Regions from separate parts of the Homo sapiens genome. Here regions 1, 2, 4, 5 and 6 are each linked to region 3. The links are chromatin contacts, found by Hi-C or POLR2A ChIA-PET in ENCODE. All regions are on one chromosome and are shown on one strand. Each heading gives the region's core, a stretch centred on a gene start or an enhancer-like site at or near the end of the contact. The rest is flanking DNA. Distances are from core to core; before and after follow the strand shown.

Region 1 (3,796 bases), core at 1,074-3,573, 600 kb before region 3:
TGACTACTACGAACAGGGCCCTCTGTTGAACTGTGATGGATGTGTACCATTTGCAGTTGTTTTTTGTTTTTTGAGACAGTCTCACTCTGTTGCTTAGGCTGGAATGCAGTGGCACAATCTTGGCTCACTGCAGCCTCTGCCTCCCGGGTTCTCGTGCCTCAACCTCCTGAGCAGCTGTAATTACAGGCATGCGCCACCACACCCAGCAAATTTTTTTGTATTTTTAGTAGAGACAGGATTTGCCATATTGGCCAGGCTGGTCTCGAACTCCTGACCTCAAGTGATCTGCCAGCCTTGGCTTCCCAAAGTGTTGGAATTACAGGCATGAGCCCCTTCACCTGGCCCCTTTGTAGTTTTAAACCAGGGATTGGCAAACACTTTTTTTGTAAAAGAAGAGATAGTATTCTAGGTTTTGCACACCCTACTGTCTGTTGCACACCCAAGTACTCAACTCTGCTGTGCTATGGCAGAGAGGCAGTCATAGAATGGATGTGCATAGATGGATTGGATGTCTCCCAATAAAACTTTAGACATTGGTCAATTCCGAGGAACAAAACAGTGATTTCTGAAACTTTAATGTACACACAAATCTCCTGAAGATCTTGTTAAAATGTAGATTCAGTTAAGTCTGCTATGCAGTCCAAGATAGTAGTGATAGTGGTAGTGAGAGAGGTTGGGCTGAATAAACTTTGAGTTGCAAGGAGCTAAAGGATTATCATCTCCGTTTCTAGCCTCTAGGCCTGGCATAATTGCTCAGCGTAGTGCTAAGGATGGTTTAGGTGACTAAATTTTGAAACTATGACTCCCCATCTAATGCAGCAAAAGCCAAAGTCCTTACCGTGGTCTTTCAGGCCCTACAAGACCAGCCCCCTTTAATATGTTTGACCTCATCTCCTACTCTCTGCTCTTGCCACTATGGTTTCCGTGCTGTTCCTTGAACCCAAAAAGCACACTCCGTCTCAGATCTTAGTACTTGGTGTTTCCTCTACCTGGAAAATTCCTCCTCCAAGGTAGCTGCTTAGCCTTCTTCCTCACTTCCTTCAGTACTAGCTCAAATGTCAGTAAGGCTTTCCCTGACCACCGTTTTTTCTTTTCTCTACCATTTCACTATCTGACATGTATTTACTTGTCTTCCCCTTACTTAGATTGTAAGCTCCATGTAAATATGTTTTGTTCATAATCCCTAGCACTTAAGAGTTCCCAGCACACAGTAAGGTGCTTAATAAATATTTGAATGAATATATAACAGACTTTGCAGCTAACCAGGATATCTTGAGGTCGGAGGCTGCTGTTGTTTCTCCAGGCTCCCTCAGGATGCACTGTTGCCAGTCAGCGTTACTCATTTTATTCCCTAGGGAACAGTGGGTTTGGTAGAACTCTCTTCTAAATCTCTTTTTCATAGAATTTAAATTATAAATTGGTCATTTACTGTTGTCACACAATATTGCGTTGCTGAATTTTCCACTGATTATATTCATTTTATTTCCTCCCAGAACTTGGTTTCTTGTTTTTCTGCTCACTGTCCACACCCACTCCACCCCAAGGCTGGAATAATTCTCTTGGAGCAAAAAAATCATCTTTTTCTTTGTATTTCATTGAACGTTCTCTTTACAGTGTTAGGTAAACCTAAAAAAAAAGGAAACAAAAGTCTAATAATTCGTAATACTCAGGCCTACTGGATGTATAACATCATAGGGTAGCTGAAGACTCTTTGTGAGGCCAGAGCTTTAGGATTTAAAAAGCCACCAACCATGACCGTGTCCGACACGTTCTACAGAGAACTCCTAGGTTACTGGGTGATTGTTTGGTGGGGAAGCGGCGAGTTGTCTTTTTTTCAAAAGACGTTTTGGGGTATGGAGTTTGCTCGCTCTGCATACAGAAGGAATTCTAGAAGCTGGGATCGCACCACCCACCCCACGCACCCCTTACTTGCAGAAACCTTTGCCCCCCAACCCCCACCCCCACCCCAAATAAGGGCTCTTCAAGGGGCAGTTGCCAGCTCCAGAGCCAGCTGCTTGACACCTATTGTCCCCGTTTGGGCGTCAAACGATTTCGCCTGAAGGACCCTAGCGTCGATTGCTCTCAAAACTCAAGGGGCCTTTCCTTCGGCCTTGCCGGGGCCATCCCCACCTGCGTCCAGGAGGCGCCCCACAGCGCCGGGGCCGGGGGACGGCGGAGAAGCTAGCGGGCGGCCTCTTCCGGGCAGGCGTTCGCGCCGGGCAGCCCGAGCGGCCGCGAAGGCCCCCGCTCTCCGCTTCTCCCGCCCCTCGCGACCCAGAGGGCTGCTGGCTGGCTAAGTCCCTCCCGCTCCCGGCTCTCGCCTCACTAGGAGCGGCTCTCGGTGCAGCGGGACAGGGCGAAGCGGCCTGCGCCCACGGAGCGCGCGACACTGCCCGGAAGGGACCACCACCCTTGCCCCCTCAGCTGCCCACTCGTGATTTCCAGCGGCCTCCGCGCGCGCACGGTGAGCGCCACCCGGGACCGAGCCGCTGCAGGGGAAGAGGGCCGCTGCGCCCGGGTGTCCTTTATCTCCGGACCCGCTGGAGCTTCCGAGGGGCTTGCCCCCAAGTCCCCCCACCCCACCCCGGTCATTTCCCATGCCCTTCTCTGCCCCCAAGCCCCGACCTCTCTCTTTCCTCCCTTCTCCGGAAGCCGGCAAAAGCCGGCCCTCCCCGGTAGGGACCGTTGCAGTGGCCGTTGGCGGCCGGCGCGGCGATGCCCCGCCTCCGGCGCGAGCCTCGGAGCCCCCGGGCTGGTAGGCCGAGCCGGCGGCTCCGCGGGGGAGGGGCGGGTCGGGGGGCGGTGCGAGGCCCAGCCGGGCGCCCCGCTGGCGGGTCGCGCGCGCGCCCGCGCACTCTTCCTGCCCTCGAGGCGCGCCGCGCCCCCTCCCCCACCCGCTCGCGTAGGCTACCGCTCGCTGCGCGTTTTGTCCCGCGTCTCGCCCCGTCCGTCTCCTGACTGGCCGCTCTTGTCCTTCCTCCCGCTTTTTCTTCTCTCTCCTTGCGGTCTGAAGATGCCCTCGGCCACCAGCCACAGCGGGAGCGGCAGCAAGTCGTCCGGACCGCCACCGCCGTCGGGTTCCTCCGGGAGTGAGGCGGCCGCGGGAGCCGGGGCCGCCGCGCCGGCTTCTCAGCACCCCGCAACCGGCACCGGCGCTGTCCAGACCGAGGCCATGAAGCAGATTCTCGGGGTGATCGACAAGAAACTTCGGAACCTGGAGAAGAAAAAGGTGCCAGGAGTTGGCGGGGAAGGGAGGGGTGGCTGCGGCCGGGCTCTGCGGCCCCTCCGACCCTGGTCGCTGGAGCCTTCGCTTCTTTTCGTCTCGGGAGCGTTACTAGGTCCCCTCCTCCCACCCCCTGGCCCACACGCCCCGTCTCCACGTTCAGCGGGAGCTTCGTGCCCAGAAAACGGGCTCTTGGAAGAGGCACTTGTCACCTGACTCGGACGCGGCACTGTACCCCAGGCCTCTTTATTACTCTTCCGCTGTGGGTCCGGCTTTTTGGCCTTTAGGAGTGGGACATGTGAGGGTGGGGGCCTGTCGTCAGGACTTCACTGTATGGTGCCCTTCTTTCCGTCTCTGAGGCCCGATTTCTCTGACGAGGGCCCAAAATGAAGAGGTCCCTGCGCGGGGGGCTCCGGGTTCAACCGACCGCCTCGTGGAGTTGGGGCGGCCTGCGTCCTGCAGCCTTGGGGTCTGTCCGCTCGGTTACCATGCACTCGAGACCTGTCGAGCGTCCCCTCTTCTTCCGTAGGAGAGAAGTGTGTTTAGAATCTTAAGGTAGAACTGCCTTTCCGG
Region 2 (3,591 bases), core at 1,001-3,500, 690 kb after region 3:
GTGTTGATGATCCAGACCCTGGGCATGCCATTTAGCTGAACTCTATAGCTGAAGGAAATGCTCAGGAAAGGATTTTTAATTTGAGATTTTCCTTTGAATAATGTGAGGCTTCATTTTTTGGAGAAAGGAAGACAGTCTATCATGAGTTACTACCAGGGTCTTCACAACAATGCCAAGCAAAATCTGATCCAGTCTCACCCAAGTCAGTGGCTCATATCTACAATCCCAGCACTTTGGGCGGCCAAGGCAGGTGGATCACTTGAGGCCAGGAGTTCAAGACCAACCTGAGCAACATGGTGAAACCCTGTCTCTACCAAAAACAAAAATTAGGTAGTCTCATAAGCCAGTCTCAAAAAAATTAAGTAAATAAAATTTTTAAAAAATTAAATTAAAAAATGTTGTTAAAAATCTGATCCAGTCTCTTCAGACATCCTCCCACAGAAGATGCTGAAAAAAGGTTTCTTATATGGTACAAATACACAATGGAATACTATGCAGCCATAAAAAGGAATAAGATCATCTCCTTCAGAGGGACATGAATTGAGCTGGAAGCCATTATCCTCATCAAACTAATACAGGAACAGAAAACCAAACACCACATGTTTTCACTTATAAGTAGGAGCTGAACAATGAGAACACATGGACACAGGGAGGGGAACAACACACACTGGGCCTCTCAGGGGGTGGGGTGGGTGGGGGTAGAGCATTAGGAAAAATAGCTAATGCATGCTGGGCTTAATACTTAGGTGATGGGTTGATAAGTGCAACAAACCGCTATGGCACAGGTTTACCTATGTAACAAACCTGCACATCCTGCACATGTACCCCACAACTAAAATTAAAATTAAAATTAAAAAGAGAAGGAAAAAAGGTTTCTTGATGATCTCTATCTAGAACCCTTTGAAGGTGACCCAATCAGCTCATTAATTGTTTGCTCTTGAATACTTGCTTTCACCCAATGGGCTTTGATATTAATAACAGTATTGATTATACTCTCAACATTTATGGAACATACTAGCTCTGAGATAAGTGGTTTCCTTTGTTTGATCCTCACAACAACAATTCTATAAGCAAGTAGGAGGAAGGAACAAACAGATAGAGTGCTATTATTATCCTCATTTTATAGACAAGGAACTAAGGCCACCAATGTGCCTAAAATGACCTAGTAAGCATCAGAATCACATAGCTAAACCTACATTGGCCCAAATCCAAGACTTTAGTTTGTAGGACTATGCTCAAGTAACTAGGCAGCCAATTCAAATACTCCATCCTCCAATTTTATATTTATAAATTACAAGCACTCACAGCCGGGGTCAGCAACTCATGGCTTTCCATATGGCCCATGAAGCCTAAAATATTTACTCTTTAGCCCTTTACAGAAAAATGTTTTCTGACCCTTGGCCTAGAACAGTAAACCAAATCCCAAATTTTCCATTCAGTGTACTGAGGTCTCTGTAGTACTTGGGACCAGCAGATTCCACAACATTTTTTAACTCAAGAAAAATATTTATTTGCATTGATTTATGTAAATGACCCTGAGTGATGAAAGTTGGAAATAAATTTGGGGAAAAAAAGAGCTAAAGAGTTGTGGTTGTAAAATATCCACCTCCTAAACTACTGCAGAGCTGCTGGTTAACCAAAATCCAGGGAGGGTTTTGCCAGAATCATGAAGAATTTTATGAATGGGTCTACACTGAGTACAGAGAAAAGTGCCCACAGGCCTCTCTGTATCCATGTTGATGGGGGATTAAAGAAGACTCCTCCTACCAACATCCAGCCAAACAGAAGACTAGCTGTTTAAATGGCTGCCAGCATGCTAAGCGAATAGAAATAGTGACAAAGAGGGTAGTCAGAAAGGCAGTGAGTAACTATTCATTGTTTTCAAACGTGGCGAGAGGTGTTTGGTAATCTTTGTGTAAAACAGACATCTGAGTCATCTCAGCAGCAGGGAGTTCTCATGAGTCATATAACACATGCTAGTCACAAATCAGGTCTTTCCACCAGTTCAGGAATATTACCAACAGTATCACCACACTACTCAGTATGGATCCAAAACTCAAGGAATATCTATCTAACTACACCTGCATGTTCAAATGTACTAGATGTACCATGGTATAACAGGTGTACCATGGGTGTACCAGTAGGTGTAAACAGACTCTACCTATAGGGTAGAGTCCTTTAAGGTTGCAGAAGAAACAGCTGCAAACTCCAAAACTGCCCCAGCTTGCTGTGTGAACTTGTGCATGTGCTGCCTCTTATCTGAGCCTAAGACTCATCTATAAAATGAGATGTTTGAGTTGGATGCCTCTCCCCTGCCTTCCAGCTCTATGAGTATGTGGAGGGGAAGCTCCACCAACAGTTTAGAAACAGTCCTGGAATACACTGCTGACTTATGACTCATAATTCATCATATCTCATTATCTAATTAGTATTATAATTACCATCAACATTATCATTGTTATTATCCTTAGTATAGCATAAATAATAACAATATAATAATAACTAGCATTTCTTAAGTGCTTTGCATGTGCCAGATCTTATTTGTTCAGGTCTCTAGAATATGTGGGACAAGAAGATTGTAGTATCTGCATAGATCAGGAGTTGGCAAACTACAGCCATGGGCCAAATCCAGTCAACAGCCCATTTTTATAAACAAGGTTTTATTAGAACACAGCGAAGCCTATTGTTTACCTATTGTCTACGGTTACTTTTGCACTCCAAGAGCAGAGTTGAGTAATTGCAACAGAAACCCTAAAATATTTATCTGACCCTTTACAGAAAACACTTGTTGACCCCCTTCTTTTAGACCCTACATAACAAATCTGTTGTTTTTTGCCTCCCTAGTGTCTGCTTGCTACTCTTTTGGTTCTATCCTCTCGACTTCTCAGGGCAATTCCCCTTCTAACTCCCGTCCCTATGGTTTGGATGGAACTGACCCATGCCCATCTCAGGACTGGTGAATCAGGATACTCTATCCTCATAACCACATAGATTTGTGGGTGATCATGTGGACCAAGTTGGTCCAGTGAGATATAGTCCTAAGACTTTGGCTAGAAAAAGTGGGAAGGAGGAGCTCTTCTTTGCTGAGGTTTCTTAGCTGCTAGGATGTGTCCAGAGCTGCCGGGAGCTTATAAGGGAATGACCTGCCTTTGTTTGAGGACAAGGAGATATGGAAAGAGAATCAGTCCTAATAATAAGATTTTAGCTCCTAGATCCAGATACACCTAAAGTTATCTCTAGACTCTTTGGTTAACAAGCTGATATATTCTCTAGTTCACTTAAGTCAGACTAAGGTAGGCTTCCCTCACTTGCAACTAAAACAAAACAGTCCTTTGAAATAGACACAATTACTTTACCCACTAAGATACACCTGATCAAGATCACATAACCAGTAAGTGGCAGAGGCTAGGACCCAGGTCTCCACTGAGCTTTTCAAGATGAAGGGGTCAGCATCTAGAGCTCTCTAGAAGATCTGGCTAGAAGCAGGGACACAACCAACGGGTGATTTTCCTGTCTTTGAATTGCTCTCTAAAGGGCAATTCTTTGGGGGATCATCTTGTTTTCTACTTATGACTGTCCCATGGCAAGACC
Region 3 (3,929 bases), core at 1,272-3,771:
TTGTTTGCCTTTGTGTAGACCTTCTATCAACTAACATTTATTGAGTATTTACTTATACTAGGCACTGTAAGTGAATTAATTCATTTAATAACTTTATGACAAAGTAAATATTGTGCCCATTTTACAGGTGGGAAGACTGAATGTCAGAGAGGTTAAAGGCATGGCTTCTGTTCTTGAGATGTTTAGAATCTGTCTGGGGAAGAAAACAGACTAGATTCATATGCATTTACAAATATATATATATATATATAAGCATACATATATATGCTTTTATATATGATAATGGGAGAGGAGTTGCAAGCAAACAAGGTCATGTGATGTGTACTGCTTGTACATGTGCTGAGGCATAAATAAGGAAAGAGTCACCACATTTTATCCAGACATATCTCACAGATTGGATGTAATCATGATGGCATTGATTAGATTTTAAATCAAAGAAGAATCAAGCTAGTTAAAAAGGTTTTTCCCTACATTTTCATTTTCATATCATATCTTAGTATGGGAAAGCACCTTAGAAGTCATCTAGTGACCTTATCTAGTTTAATCTTGTTACAGATGGGGAAACTGAGACCCAGAAAGGTAAAGTGCACACACCTTCCTCATAGCTAGTAGTTGAAAAACTGGGCTTCTGAAGTTCTATTTCCACCATACTGAATGCCTTTACTATACCACATCAAATAATTGCTTCTAAGGTAGTGCCTTAGATTCCCAATTTTCTGGGGTCAGAGACTGCAGGCTTGAGTTTGTAGAGGCTGACAGAGAAACCACCTCCCATAAACAAACATAGGTGACCAGGCAGTAGGATGGCAGAAGCTCTGCAAAGATGCCAGTTCTGTCCTTATTTAAGCATCCAGTTCTGGCTCCATCTGGGCCCTCTCTGACTATCCCAATCTGTCCTTCACAGGCCAGTGCAGTAGTGACCTGTTCCAGTCCACACACAATGTCATTGTCAAGACTGAACAAACTGGTGAGTAGTAGTGGACAAAGGGAGCCAACCTAGCCTGGCAAAGCTCCGGGGAGGACAGTTGGGAGAGGGCAAGAGAGAATGTGGGGGCAAGTTTTTGCAGGAAACACAGGGAGGCCTTTTCCCTGGCTGTCTCTGATGGGCCACCCCCACCATGAATCTCATTCTTGCCCTTGCGACCAGTGACTGCCACCTATTTCCAATTTATAGACTTATGGGGAGCCACACTTCTCTGCCTCCTACTCCTGGTTGTGGCATCATCCAGACCTCAGGCCAGCAGCCAAGGAAAAGCAGAATATATGGTGGGCCTCCCCACCTTAAAAAGTGTCAGGGGAGTGGCCAAGTTTGGAAAGAGAAGAGGAAGGGGCAATGTCTCCTCTTCTCTCCCTCCTCCCTTGATGGGTGTGTGTTTCACAAAAAGGGTGAATATACTAACTTGGTATTGTAGTTAACAAATTTTTAGGGGCCCTGGGGAGCTTCTGCAGAGATGTACAAAGGTACCTGCAACCCAGCTCCTGCCTTAGGTGTGTTTTTATATGAAGGACAAAATGCTGGGCTCTGAGCAGAGTCTACAGTCCCATAGCATCTACATTCATTTTCGTTTCCTTTCCCCTGTCCTAAATCTCTCTCCTGGAGACTGTCCTCCAAAGTCCATGAGCCATCATAAAACTGTGCAGCAACTATTGCTCCTAAGTCACTCCCCATGTTCATGCCTGGGAGCCTGGGAGCCACGTGGGCCAACCAAGCTTTCCATAGACCTCCCTGAGGATGTGTCCCAGTCACCAAGGACAGAATTTGACCTGCAGGTGATTTGTGAGTCACTTGGGGCCAAAATTGGCCCATGCAGTTATTTACCCTTTCATAAGTGGGCTGGCCTACCATTATTAAAGAAAAAAGCAATAGCTGCTAAGCATGCAAATTAGGCTTTGCTAGCCCTGCCTTTCTCTTCAGAGGCCAGGGGATGGGCCATCTGGATGTTCTGTGCTTTACAGGCCTGGCCTTGCCCTAGAGATGGATGCAGGACTTGGTCAGGAGGATGGCACCCCCTCCCCTGCTTGACCTGTCAGATAGCCCCACCGAAGGAGCCAGGGTAATACTGGAGAGGTCCCAAATAACTTGATAATTCCTTCTTGACCATCCAGACATTCTTGTGTTGCCAGTTCAGAAAAGCTGAGTGGAAGGGTGGAGAAGAAGGTCCACCCTAGGAGGAGGGGAGAAGAAGCTCATAGAGGGGCCAACACCCCCATACCTCTTTGGTTCAGTTTGTTTTCAGAGACAACAACAGGTGTACAAGGTGACCCAACAAGGAGAGAGGGTGTAACCCCAAGAGATTGGGCTTGGGGTGTCCAAACATGTAGCTATTAGCTAAAATACCGGCTAAATCCCTATGTCGTAAACACGAGGACTTAGCCAGTAAGTCAGGTTTTGTATCATTTGTGCTATAAAAACAAAATGAAACTCAGTCAGTGGCTTACACCCCGGCCCTAAAACTCAGAACCCAGCAAGGAGGGGAGCTGAGGGTAACCTAGGTCTGCGGTGAGGAGAAAGCAGGAAGTTTCTGGTGAGGACGAGGTGAGAGATCTTACAGCTTTTGGCTAGCCAAGAAACAAAATGCTTCTGTTGGAGACCAGCCCAGATCTGGGGGTTGCGTAGGAGTTGAGCTCCATTTGGGGTAGGTGGAGGGGAGTTCCCTTTGAATCTGAAATCTGAAGAGTCAGTCAAAGTGAGAGGTGTTTACCGCAGCACACAGAAGAAAGAGAAAGAGAGACAGAGTACAAGAGCACTTCTTTTCTGCGATGGGGCAGTGGGGCTTCACTCTTAAAAGGTGTTTGTTTGATTTAGTAACACAGTCCACCCCTTCTCCTTGGTTTTGTTTTGAGAATTTTATGTCATCCTTTAAGCTAATTGGAAAAATCCTAGAGGGAGGGGGCTGTCACCCAACTTGGATGACAAATCTCTGGATTTCAGCAAGGAAGAAACTGTGATAAGATTGACAAGACTCTTCCTGAAAGAAATATCATTAACCCCCCAAGGCCTCATTAATTATTTATTATACATTTAAATAAATTAATCCCTAACAAGGCCTTCCCCCCCACCACACTCTAGGGTAAAAATATTCTGGTGATTATGCAGTAGAATGCAGAACAAAGCCAAGCCAGGTTAGGAAAATTCCCAGGAACCACTTGGTCTAGGACAGGTTCCCATTCTTGCAACTTCTCTCACTTCCCTAAAAATGCAATAGGTACAGAACACATGGATGAGGCCATTTCCCCGAGGATGCTGAAAGGAAAATTAGACAACATTATTATAAAGTAACGCAGCTGAAGCAGAATCATATCCCTTGTCTCTGAGGACCACTCCTCACCCCCCATACTTTGTTGATGAACAATGAATTAGAAAACGCAGCCTCTTCTCCCTGGGGAAAAGAGATCGCTGACTATTCTCCTTCTCTATTTTTTGTAGAGCCTTCCATCATGAACACCTGGAAAGACGAGAACTATTTATATGACACCAACTATGGTAGCACAGTAGGTAACTAACTCCCTGACACTTAAGGCCCTTTACATTCTTATTCAGTTTGTCTAAGAGCCACAGTGTTCTATTGTGAGGTGGGGGGAGGGGGTGCTCTAAATGTCCTTTATCTTTTCATGGCCACAGATTTGTTGGACAGCAAAACTTTCTGCCGGGCTCAGATCTCCATGACAACCACCAGTCACCTTCCTGTTGGTAAGCTGTCATCACATCTGAGGCTGGGTATGCCTAATGCTTAGGGAGAATCAGTGGGAATTACCAACACTCTACATTTCTGCCTTTCTGGAGTCTTTCTAATTAAAGGGCTAGGAAAGGGATGGGGTTACCATTAGACGAGGTTTGCTTTTGAGGCAATATTTGTACATCGAAGATGACCCGTAGGGATCCTCTAGGCAAAATGTTGGTCTCCTACGAAACTAGTCACTCTGTTGTG
Region 4 (3,814 bases), core at 1,189-3,688, 730 kb before region 3:
TCCCAGCACTTTGAAAGGCCGAGGCAGGTGGATCACGTGAGGTCAGGAGTTGGAGACCAGCCTGGCCAACATGACGAAACCCCATCTCTACTAAAAATACAAAAATTAGCTGGGTGTGGTGACAGGTGCCTGTAATCCCAGCTACTTGGGAGGCTAAGGCAAGAGAATCACTTGAGCCTGGGAGGCAGAGGTTGCAGTGAGCTGAAATCATGCCACTGCACTGCAGCCTGGGAAACAGAGTGAGACTCTGTCTGAAAAAAAAAAGAAAAAAAAGATAACCACAGTACTATAAATTTTTTATATCAAGATGTAGCTGCTCCTTTTTTATGGTTCTTACATAATATCTTAATTGTTTTCCTAGAATAGTAGTAATTATTATTTTCACTTAACATAGTATCATAAACATTTCCTATGTCATTAAATGTTCTTCTAAAATGTAATATTTAAGCATGCATGATATTAATAAATCAATTAATTTATGGAGCCGATCATTATTTTAGATATTTATGTTATTTCCACATTTTTAACATTAAAAAGTGCTTCAAATAAATGTCTGTGATAGACAGCTCAGTGTCTTCAAATATCCATTCTCCTCTTATTCTTTGGAATGAGACCCCAATTTTACTTGGTGTGACAAAAGATAAGCTAAAAAAATTTCATTTCCCAGCTTCTTTTGCAATGTACTGAGGCCAGGTGAATACATCAGCCAGTGAAAACTAAGTAGAAATGTAAGTGGGACCTCAAGAAAGGCTGTTCAGAGATAACTGACTCAGCCAGGAAGTGCTCTGTTTTTGCCCTCCCCTTCCTCTTTCTACTGCTGGGAATGCACGCAGAGTGGCTAGGGGTCCAGTGCCATCTTGAACCATTCAAATGGAAACCACACTTCCATTCTGCACATTCCACTTTCTTCTGCTCAAGGTGATTGAGCAAAGGAAAGAAAGAGCTTGGATCTCTGATGTCCCCAGAGTCAGGATGTTTACCCCTGGACCTCCTTTATGTGACAAAGCAATAGATCAATAGATGTCTCTCTTACTTAAGCCTCTGTTACCGGAATTTTCCTTGGTATGCAACTGAATCTACTTCTAATGGAATCTTTGCACATGTGCATGATTATTGTATGTAGCACTTCAAATTATTACCTTGTATTATAGATATTTATGTTCCTATCTCACCCGTCTTATTGATCTGTAAGTTCCTTGAGGACAGGGTATTTTTGTTTGTTTGTTTGTTTAATATTTTATCTTCTTATCCCACATAACACCTATCTAAGTTCCTGGCACAAAATATAGGTTTAAAAACATTTTTTTAAAAAAATGAATGAGCACATAAATGTGGGAATGTGTGACCTTGAGCAATTGATTTTACTTAGCCAAGACTCGGCATTCTTAATTTCAAAAGAAGGTACAAATTCCTACTACAGGTGCTTTTGAGAAAACTCAGTAACCTGTTATTGAAAGATCCATGAAAACTATACAAAATAAAGGTTTATCGTGAAGGAGGACAGGAGAGCCGAGTGATGAGAAGGTCTCGAGATTGGGAACACGCGGGTCTTCACAAGGGACAGCAGGAATGTCGTGGAGCTGGGGTAGAGTCATTGAGTGGAAGAGGAGCAGCATGAGGTTGGAGAGGGGTCTTGCAGGTGATGGTGAAGATTTTTCTTTTTGAAACAGGGTCTCACTCTATCACCCAGGCTGGAGTGCAGTGGTGTGATCTTGGCTCACTGCAGCCTCAACCTTCCAAGCTTAAGTGATCCTCCCACCTCAGCCTCCAGAGTAGCTGGGACTATAGGCACATACCAATATTCCCAGCTAATTTTTGTATTTCTTGTAGAGATGGGGTTTCACCATGTTGCCCAGGGTGGTCTTGAACTCCTGAGCTCAAGCAATCTGCCTGCCTCGGCCTCCCAAAGTGCTGGGATGACAGGCGTGAGCTACCGTGCTCAGCCTATGGTGAAGATTTCTAAATGTGATTTGTGTCTCAAAATGCATGGCCCTCACAATGTTATGAGAGGGTTACATGACAGTGCTTACCACAGTGCCTGCCATAAGATAAGCATTTAATACATGGTAATTGTCATTATTGTTGTTGTTTTTACTGACAGGGTGGTATAGTTGGAAGAGAATGGAACCAGAAGTCAGAAAAATAGGGTTCCACTCTTGGTGCTGGAAGTTTCCAATCTCACTAGCCAAGTGAAGATGTGGAAAACACAAGCCCAAGGAAGTGACTGCCAAACTTATGAAAGCCTCAGAACCGTTTGCTCAAATGGAATATTTCATGAGAAGTCAAACATGTCAAATGGATGCAAGTGGCGTGACTGTGGTAGGGGAGTGGGTGGGAGTCTTGAACACCATTGCTGCCGCTCAGCTGTCTCTTCCTTTCCACAGTGGCCCCTCAGGGGGCTTCTCAAGGCACTATTTAAAAACCGCTAGACATATGCTGAAGGCCATTAGTCATTAGGGAAATGCAAATCAAAACCACAATGATGCAGAGCACAGACGATTTTTAAGGCAGTGAAACTATTCTGTATGATACTACAATGATGGATACAAGTTATTGTATATTTGTCAAAACTCACAGAATATCCCACACCAAGACTGAACCTGAATGTAAACTATAGGCTTTGGTTGATTATGCTGTGTCAATGTAGGTTCATCAAGTGCAACAAATGTACCACTTTTGGTGCATATGTCAACAGTGGAGAGGTTGTGCATGTGTGGGGACGGGGTATTTGGGAACTCTCTGTACTTTCCACACAATTTTTATGTAAAACTAAAACTGCTCTAAAAAAATTAAGTTTACCAATTAAAAAAAGCACAATATGTTCTCTCACTCATAAGTGGGTGTTGAACAATGAGAACACATGGACACAGGGAGGGGAACATCACACACGGGGGCCTGGCGGGGCGTGGGGGGCAAGGGAAGGGAGAGCATTAGGAGAAATACCTAATGTAGATGATGGGTTGATGGGTGCAGCAAACCACCATGGCACGTGTATACCTATGTAACAAACCTGCACGTTCTGCAATGTATCCCAGAACTTAAAGTATAAAATAAAATAAAATAAAAAACTTAAAAAAGCATTAAAAAAACACACAATAAGATACCAATTCATACTCACTAGGGTAGCTATAATTAACACTTAAAAAAACAAAACAAGAAATAGAAACCAAAGAGTTAGCAAAGATGTGATGAAATTGGTTGAACCCCCCATGCATTGCTGGTGGAAATGTAAAATGGTTCAGTCACTCAGGAAAACAGATTGGCCTGGCCAGTCCTCAAACAGTTAAACATAGAATTAACATATGACCCACTCAGTCTACTAGCAGGTATATGCCCCAAAGAAGTTAAAACAGGTATTCAAACAAAACTTGTACACCAGTGTTCATAGCATCACTATTCACAATAGCCCAAAGGTAGAAACAATCTGAATGTCCATCCACAGATGAATAAACAAAATGTGGTATGTCCGTAAAATGAAATATTATTCCTCAATAAAAAGGAATAAAGTACTGATAGGTGCCACGGCATGGATGAACCTTGAAAACATTATGCTAAGTCTCACAAGCCAGAGACAAAATGTCACATACCGCATGATTCCATTTATATGAAATATCTAGAACAGGCAAATCCACAGAGACAGAAAGCAGATTAATGGTTAGCAAGAGCTAGAGGAATGAACAGACAAGGTGTAAATGTGGCATAAACAGGGGTGGGTACTGATGGTGCCATAATGGAAGGCCCTGGAAATTCACCAGACTCCATCACTGGGAGTAACGAAGACAATTATATCGCTGGAGGATTAAGTTGTGAGCTA
Region 5 (3,899 bases), core at 1,159-3,658, 660 kb after region 3:
CAATGTTTTTCATTGTTCAAACATTGTTCTGTGAAAAAGTCAGATGTAACGTTTTATGAACAATGGAGTACCATTGGGTTAAATTCTTTTTTTTTGTTTTTTTGTTTTTTGTTTTTGAGACAGTATGTCACTCCGTCTCCCAGGCTGGAGTGCAGTGGCTCTGCTCACTGCAATCTCTGCCTCCCGGGCTCAAGCAATTCTCTTGCCTCGGCCTCCCGAGTAGCTGGGATTACAGGCATGCGCCACCACACCCGGCTAATTTTTGCATTTTTAGTAGAGATGGGGTTTCACCATGTTGGCCAGGCTGGTTTTGAATTCCTAACCTCAAATGATCCCCCTGCCTCGGCCTCTCGAAGTGCTGGGATTATAGGCATGAGCCACCACGCCCAGCCAGGGTTGAATTCTTTTAAAGATTATGCACACTTGCATAAGTGGCAAAAGAAAAATACAGGGGAGGAAACAGCATTCTCAACATAAGTAGCTCTAGAGAAGGGGAAGCAGAAGCTTCTAACTTTTACTTTGTGTACTTCTATACTTTCTAAAATTTTCATAATCTGCATGTATTACTTCCACAATTTAAAAAACTACCCAAGCTCCAGATTCATCTCTTGGAGATTCTGATTGTGTAGGGTATTTGTATTTTTTTAAAAGTGCCATTGGTGGTTTAGCTTTACTGCCACGTTTGAGAACCACTGTGTATTCTAGAAGGTTGTGGGCAAGGCTAATAAAAATATGCCCATGGACAACTCAAAGACACATTTCCCAGCCTCATGCACAAAAAGGAAAGGAAGAGATAGATATAAGGAGAGAGAGAGAGAGAGAGAGGGAGGGAGAGAGAGAGAGAGAGAGAGAGAGGCGGGGGGGGGGGGTGGGGGAGAAAGGAGGACAATCCCACAGCAAAAATATATTAAGTGAGCTGGAAAAAAAGGGATGTTTAAAAAAATTAAAACCAGGAGACTCCAATCCCAAGATCCTGCCCTAAACCACCTCATAGAATCCCTGGGCCTAGACAGAGATAATTATATATTTAGAAAATTTCTACCCAGAGTTGGTCTGTTAAAATACTCTTAAGTTATCGCCTTGATAACTTAGAGGACTGGAGAAGAGAGAACATCTGAACTCTGGGTTACCTGTTGAAAGCAGGCTTGGACAAGGTTTTCAGGGAAGAGATTTCGAATAAGGTCCAGGAAGGCATCCAGGCTGGACACTTCATCATTCTTCTTCCCAGGCCCCAGCTGCTTCTTGAGCTTGGGATTGCCTGGATGGATAGCCAAGACCAGAATGACCCCCAGTACTGCAGCAATGATGGTCGTGGACATGTAATACACCATGGCTCTCGTGCCCAAGCGGCCACTAGCCTTAGCATCCAGGCCTGACAACCCTGGATTGAAAAGAAATGCAGAAGGATTAATTCTATTACGTTTGTGCTAATGACCTGTGTCTACATTTCTATGACGTTAGCTTCATATTACTCAAATGTGTTAATGGTTGATTAAATCTCCTACTGTAGTCTTCCCTCAATATCCATGAGAGGGTTGGTTCTGGGACTCCCAACAGATACCAAAATCTGAGAGTGCCCAAGTTTCTTCTGTAAAATGGTGTAGTATTTGTATATAACCTATGCACATCCTCCTGTCTACTTTAAACCACCTCTAAATTATTTACAATACCTAATACAATGTAAATGCTATGTACATAACTGTTATACTATATTTTTAACTTGCATTATTTTGTATTTTTTATTAGTTTTTTTTCTCAAATATTTTCAATCTGCACATGTGGGACTCACAGATATGCAGGGCCGACTGTATTGAATATTTGATCAATCCCATAGTTTATCATTCTATTATCCAGGGAGATTTTCAAGATTTTACAGAACTGGGAGAGTTGGAGATCCTCCTGTTTAGAGTTTACAAATGGTCTGTAACAAATTTTTTGTCAGTCTGCAATAATGAGTTAAAATAAAGTTGAAGACATCCCATTTTTAATTCTGAGATTATTCCTTTCCACTTTTTATTTTTTTTGGTCTTAACATCTCCTTTGTTTTATGAAGCGATGCTGCTGGTACATGCTAGTTTTTAACTTGTTTATTTATTTATGTTTTAATGTCCTCACTTGGAAGACTAAAAAGCTAGTAGTTCTGTGCCACACTCAAAATGTCTTTTGAATATATTACTGGTAACTGACATGGAGAGTCTGAGAATAACGATTTTGCCCAGTCCTCTCATTTCTCTGAGGTGAAGCATGAAGATCCACATTCCCAGCCTCATGCAGGGATTAGGGAACACCCCGTGAAGCACCCTGCCAATGGTGGGCACTTCATCTATACCTAGGGAGGTTAGAGGAAATTCCAAGCAAATTCACAAAAACTCCAGCCCCACTGGGTTTTTTTCCAGTTGTTTCTTGAATGTGTTCACTTCCTGGTTTCAGTTCCTGCTTTTACCAGAAAGAGAGATTGAACCCCTTTTTGGGTGTTAGTCCTTTTTGCTATGGGGGAAGAAGTTAGTGATGTGAGCTGCTCTAAATTAAGCTGACCTACGTGTGACCTACTTCTCTTTACAACCTAGTCTAATTCTAGCCGACGGGAGCTAGGTTTCCCCACCAAGTTGGCCAACGTATGACCTGTTAACAGGTGCAGAGAACATTTTCTCTGGTTTATAGAGGAGCACTGATGGTAAATGCACCCTTTCACTCAATCTAGCGCTGAATGATAAGGTCCCACTTAGCCCCTAAGTGCCTGATCCTGAGTTCCAGCATTTCAGGTACTGGGGTCACTGGTCAACCAGCTGAAGCCTCAACCCAGCTCAGCCCCTGAATCTCCTGGAGTTACCAGAGCCTCACTCACTTCTTTCATGAGGTGGCCAGTCCAGGGGAACAACTTCTCCAGATCACTTAGCTGGCTGGTACCCAAATATGGACCAAAGCTCAGCTTCCTGCCCTTAACTCAGAGTTTAGTCTCCAAAGGGCATCAATTTATACCCTGTTTGAGCAATATTATTTGGTAAGGAGGAAAATACCAGTATAAGCCCACAGAGGAAGAACAAATTCTTTCAAATAAAGTAATTAATTATTTTAGTCAAAGATAATTGATGCTGGGACTCAGGATATACACCTGTTAACAAATCATACATTGGCCAACTTGGTGGTAGTGAAAAATAAGTGAACATGATGCCACATATTAGGAGTAACTTTGTTCTGAAAAACTCAGAGGGCTTTCATACCTAGCATTTCATTTATTTTTAATGCCAATCTCCCTCAATTCCCAATTAAAATAGTAGATAATTTCCTTTTCCATCTATTACCTTTATCAGTATCTGAACAAAATATAATTTAGAAAGGGGAGAAAAGTAGACATTAAAAATTAAGGCCAGGTGCAGTGGCTCATGCCTGTAAACCCAGCACTTTGGGAGGCTGAGGCGGGTGGATCATGAGGTCAGGAGTTCGAGACCAGCTTGGCCAATATGGTGAAACCCTGTCTCTACTAAAAATACAAAAATTAGCCAGGCATGATGGCACATGCCTGTAGTCCCAGCTACTCAGGAGGCTGAGGCAGGAGAATCGCTTGAACCCACGAGGCACAGGTTGCAGTGAGCTGAGATTGCACCACCGCACTCCAGCATGGGCAACAGAGGGAGACTCCATCTCAAAAAAAAAAAAAATTTAAAACCACTAGAGGTATCATCACTTGTAACATGTGGCTGTGTTTCCTTTTCTTTTCTTTTTTTTTTTTTCTTTTTTTTGCTGGAGAGAAAGACAAATAGACTGACTAATCGATGGCAAGCTTTTATTTCTTTAGGGTTGATTATCCTCATTTCAGAGACGGGAAAACCAAAGCTCTGAAATGAAATGACATAGACGATCACATTCACTCAACCAAATTGAGATTCTACAGTTAATTA
Region 6 (3,802 bases), core at 1,283-3,782, 760 kb before region 3:
ATTCATCTGTCAGCTAGAAAACAAGTACTTGCCATGTGCCAAACACTCCTAGGCTCTTGTTATAAAACAATGAAGAAAAGAGACATGATCCCTACATTCAAGGAACTTACAACCTAGTGGCGATGTGGAGAAAAGGAAACTCTTATACGCTGTTGGTGGGAATGTAAATTAGTACAATCTCTAGGAAGAACAGTATGGAGATTTGTCAGAGAACTAAAATTAGAACTACCATTCAATCCAGCAATCCCACTACTGGGTATCCATCCAAAGGAAAAGAAATAATTAGATACCTGCACTTGTATGTTTATCGTAGCACTAGTCACAATAGCAAAGATGTGGAATCAACCTAAGTGTCCATCAATGGATGATTGGATTTAAAACTGTGGTGTATATATATGCAATGGAATATTATTCAGCCATAAAAAAGAATGAAATCATGTCTCTCGCAGCCACATGGGTAGAACTGGAAGCTGTTATCTTAAGTTAAAAAAGTCAGACACTGAAAGACAAATATCACACTGTTCACTCATAAGTGGGAGCTAAATAATGTGAACACATGGCATTAGGGTATGGAATAATATACACTGGAGACTCAGAAGGGTGGGGGGAGGATGATGAGAAATTAATTAATAGGTACAATGTGGTGATATCAATCTGGTGATAGATATCAATAGATATCAATCTGGTGATAGATACCAATAGATATCAATCTGGTGATAGATACCTTAGAAGCCCTGACTTCAAGACTATGCAATTTACGCTTGTCACAAAATTGTACTTGTTCCCCATAAATTTATGTAAGTTTTTTTGTTTTTGTTTTTGTTTTTATGAGATGGAGTTTCTCGTCACCCAGGCTGGAGTGCAATAGTGCCATCTTGGCTCACTGCAACCTCCGCCTCCCGGGTTCAAGCAATTCTCCTCTCTCAGCCTCCCGAGTAGCTGGGATTACAGGGATGAGCCACCACGCGTGGCTAATTTTCATATTTTTAGTAGAGACAGGGTTTCACCATGTTGCCCAAGCTGGTCTTGAACTGCTGACCTCAGGCGATCTGCCTGCCTTGGCCTCCCAAAGTGCTAAGATTACAGGCGTTAGCCAATGTGCCCGGCCTGTAAGTTTTTTAAAAACCTAGAGGTGAGTAATTATAATAAGTGATATTATTATTATTATTACTCTTAACAACAATGACAATGATGACTGATGAGGGCTAAGTACCAGCTACTATCCAAGCACTTCCATGATTTATTTCTATTATTTCTCACAATGACCCTATGGGTACCCCTATATTACAAATGAGAAAACTGAGGCTGCCATCTTTCTAAGGTCTAAAGTGATTTTCTGGGAGCACAAACAAGAGCTTAATTAATTTTAACAGATAAAGACAGAAAAGGCTTCACAGAAGATTCACCTTTTCAGGGCAACCTAAAGAAGTATGGGTTGGTTTTCTTTAAGCTGAAACATTACGGCAAGAACCTGGAGTAATATCTGCTTCAAAGGGGAGTTATGCAAAGTCAACAAGAGAAGACGTGTAAAACCCAAGCACAGTACCTGGCACAAAGTAGATGCTCCCAAATCTTTGTTCCCCTTCATTGATCCTCTGTGATGGAAGGAACTTGTAGCCACTTTCCTCATCCGCCTTGGTTTTTCAAAAACACCCTTTGAAGTTATAACCTCCTTGGGAGCCAAGGCTTCTCTGAAGCACCCCATTACAATCTTTGCCCTCAACTCAGAACTGGAATGTGTTTGAAAATGCTAACAAGGGCAGCAGCCCCACCTCTTCGTCATTGCCTAAGGTTGTTAGGCAAACACACACACACACACACACACACACACACACACACACACACATGCACACACACTCACACAGTTGCTGGGGAGATCATGGTAAACACAAGCCTCTCTTTTGGATCAGAATAATTGAGTGGTCTCCCTTTGTGGCCAGTGTACAGGAACAAATTAGATGGGTAAATTAGCAGTTCCCGAAGACATTAGCAACCAGCGGCTCACACAGCAAGCGCCTGACTCACCGTGGGGCCTCTCCAAGTCACAGCCTATGAATAGATGCTCTTCCTCCCTCCGAAAGAGAAGCCAGAGTGCCCGGAACACCACAGGGGAAGCTTGAAGACTTGTACCCCTTTGGAGTCTTTTTATTTTAAAAGACCAATTTAATCACCACTTCTTCTGGCTCCTTGAAGATGAAAAAAGTTCCCTTGCAATCGTCCATTCATCAGAGAATTAATGAAGCCTACTCACCAGCAGATGATGTAATCCTGGTGGCTTCCCCCATCAGATCTAGGCTGCCTGCCCCACGGATACCTTCTGGGCTAATTGCCTGCTTTGCACCTGTTCCTTCTCGGGAGGCCCTGGCACCCTAGCACCTGGTGCCTGTGCCATCTCCCCTCTCTGCCAGGACACCCAGAGGCCCTTGTGAATAGCAAAGCCCACTTAACGGCTGAGGGCAGGTGGGGGTATTTCCTTCTCAATTCTGCTCAAGGCCCGTTGCTGTTCTTTGAGGATGTTGCAAATCCAGGGTTTGGAGGGCTGGGCCTCTTGGTGGCCTGGTTGTCTATCTGATAGGGCGGAGCCTTCACCCTTGCAGCGAGCTCTCTCACACCAGATGTGCTCTGCGTGGAATCCTAGGCCATCAGGGGATTCCTTAGCAAGCCCTGCAGGACCCAAATCCTAACTCAGACCCTCATCCTCCTACTCAGAATGTGGAGACTTGTGATCCTCAGTTTGGACGAATTCCAAGAGACCTTCCAATTCCCAGAGGCCATCTTTGGTTCTGTTCACACATAGCTCCCTCTCCCTCCTAGGCCTTCTCCCTTTGAATTTCTCCCCTACACCATCAGCCTGTATTTACTTCTCCTTCTTGCTTAATGCATGACTATATTATCCCAGTTAAGGGGGTCTGCAGGTTTTATCAGAAAGTTCAGAGGCTCACATGACCTGGATTGGAACTTGGCTCAGCCACTGACTAGCCAGACAAACTCAAATAACGTACACAGCTTCTCAGCACCTCACCCCCTCATTCATAAAAAACAGGGACAATGGTACCCACTTTGCAGGGTTGTTGAGTGGATTAAATTAAACAACACAAGGAAAGAGCTTTCCTAAGTTCCAATGCTATGTAACACACACAGTATTGTCTTACCCAGCAATAATTTCGGTGCACGGATCTGATCATCTCTTAATTAAATATTGAATTCTCCTAACACGGTTCTTTTTTTGAACCCCTCAGGGTCTGAACAGTTATAAGTGCACAGAAGTTGGGTCTTTATGAGCTGAATAAAAGGAGACTCCGGCTGTCTTCTCTTTTGTCCTTACCATAAAGCTCTTGTCAGCTGCTCTCCTGGCCCTGCCTCTGACCCTGGGCTTTGGGGCCACTATAGGCTCTCCTTTCCTTGTCCCCCTCTGAGTCCTGAAGTCCTGGTTTGCAATCTGCTGTTGCAGTTCTCTGGAATGGCTGCTTCCCCATGCGCCCCTGTCTGTCAGCTACCTCCCCCGCATGCATGTCTGTCTGCTGGGCAAGGCCCAATTCCGAGGTGACAGCTCACCGGGCCTCACCCACAAGTCTCTTCCAAGCATTAGCAGCCCACCCCAGTCCAAAGATATCTTTTATAGCTGATCTCTGGTGGCACCTCCTACCTTCCAATTAGGAGCCTGTCAACACCCAGGCCATCACTCTTCCTGCAGTGTCTGACAACACACACGCCTGCCGCGGCTGCGCCGGGAGAGTCAAGCAAAATTGTTTCCATGGTGGTGGTGGTGGCCTGAGCACAAGAGTTGAAATCTAGGTGAATC

Evidence for each region. A loop is a pair of places that touch in the nucleus more often than their neighbours do. ChIA-PET counts read pairs that join two places held with the same protein, here RNA polymerase II (POLR2A). Pooled maps may share reads with other maps.
Region 1: a pooled map shows a loop between it and region 3 (8-fold over the local background). The contact joins the promoter of CAPRIN1 here to the enhancer-like site in region 3. A Hi-C loop is called at or near these places in 1 of 37 single-sample maps with no recorded cell type and 5 of 50 pooled maps. POLR2A ChIA-PET finds 5 or more read pairs at or near these places in 2 of 52 experiments (PC-9 and activated naive CD4-positive, alpha-beta T cell).
Region 2: a loop to region 3 is called in a pooled map, with 12 times the contacts of the local background. The contact joins two enhancer-like sites. A Hi-C loop is called at or near these places in 3 of 37 single-sample maps with no recorded cell type and 11 of 50 pooled maps.
Region 4: a pooled map shows a loop between it and region 3 (4-fold over the local background). The contact joins two enhancer-like sites. A Hi-C loop is called at or near these places in 1 of 50 pooled maps. POLR2A ChIA-PET finds 5 or more read pairs at or near these places in 2 of 52 experiments (MCF 10A and RWPE1).
Region 5: a loop to region 3 is called in a pooled map, with 6 times the contacts of the local background. The contact joins two enhancer-like sites. A Hi-C loop is called at or near these places in 2 of 37 single-sample maps with no recorded cell type and 3 of 50 pooled maps.
Region 6: a loop to region 3 is called in a map of naive thymus-derived CD4-positive, alpha-beta T cell, with 8 times the contacts of the local background. The contact joins the promoter of LMO2 here to the enhancer-like site in region 3. A Hi-C loop is called at or near these places in 1 of 168 maps with a recorded cell type or tissue (naive thymus-derived CD4-positive, alpha-beta T cell), 2 of 37 single-sample maps with no recorded cell type and 11 of 50 pooled maps.

What each region holds. Positions count from the first base shown.
Region 1 is chr11:34,049,408-34,053,203 of GRCh38, forward strand. It overlaps CAPRIN1 (cell cycle associated protein 1), which reads left to right and starts at 2,324. Exons shown (of 19, transcript NM_005898.5): 1 at 2,324-2,464; 2 at 3,014-3,229. The coding sequence starts at 3,014. It overlaps LOC101929918 (a long non-coding RNA gene), which reads right to left. Exons shown (of 3, transcript XR_931177.3): 1 at 2,912-3,796; 2 at 1,264-1,626. RefSeq lists silencers at 1,979-2,178, 2,038-2,587, 2,628-2,927 and enhancers at 3,538-3,607, 3,678-3,747.
Region 2 is chr11:35,335,486-35,339,076 of GRCh38, forward strand. All of the region lies in intron 1 of SLC1A2 (solute carrier family 1 member 2), which reads right to left. Among named protein-coding and RNA genes, the nearest start is that of SLC1A2-AS1, 55 kb to the left of the region's middle. Within about 2 kb of position 2,251, at least 10 of the 41 ENCODE cell types and tissues checked have a DNase peak (open chromatin) inside an H3K27ac peak, as active enhancers do.
Region 3 is chr11:34,648,115-34,652,043 of GRCh38, forward strand. It overlaps EHF (ETS homologous factor), which reads left to right. Exons shown (of 9, transcript NM_012153.6): 4 at 905-967; 5 at 3,428-3,496; 6 at 3,623-3,691. Among named protein-coding and RNA genes, the nearest start is that of EHF, 29 kb to the left of the region's middle. RefSeq lists an enhancer at 2,530-2,779. Within about 2 kb of position 2,522, at least 10 of the 41 ENCODE cell types and tissues checked have a DNase peak (open chromatin) inside an H3K27ac peak, as active enhancers do; they include PC-9, where a contact is called at or near this core.
Region 4 is chr11:33,919,018-33,922,831 of GRCh38, forward strand. No RefSeq gene overlaps it. Among named protein-coding and RNA genes, the nearest start is that of LMO2, 29 kb to the left of the region's middle. Within about 2 kb of position 2,439, at least 3 of the 41 ENCODE cell types and tissues checked have a DNase peak (open chromatin) inside an H3K27ac peak, as active enhancers do.
Region 5 is chr11:35,311,068-35,314,966 of GRCh38, forward strand. It overlaps SLC1A2 (solute carrier family 1 member 2), which reads right to left. Exons shown (of 11, transcript NM_004171.4): 4 at 1,131-1,381. Among named protein-coding and RNA genes, the nearest start is that of SLC1A2-AS1, 31 kb to the left of the region's middle. Within about 2 kb of position 2,409, at least 3 of the 41 ENCODE cell types and tissues checked have a DNase peak (open chromatin) inside an H3K27ac peak, as active enhancers do.
Region 6 is chr11:33,889,544-33,893,345 of GRCh38, forward strand. LMO2 (LIM domain only 2) reads right to left here and starts at 2,533. Exons shown (of 6, transcript NM_005574.4): 1 at 2,252-2,533. RefSeq lists an enhancer at 1,989-2,098.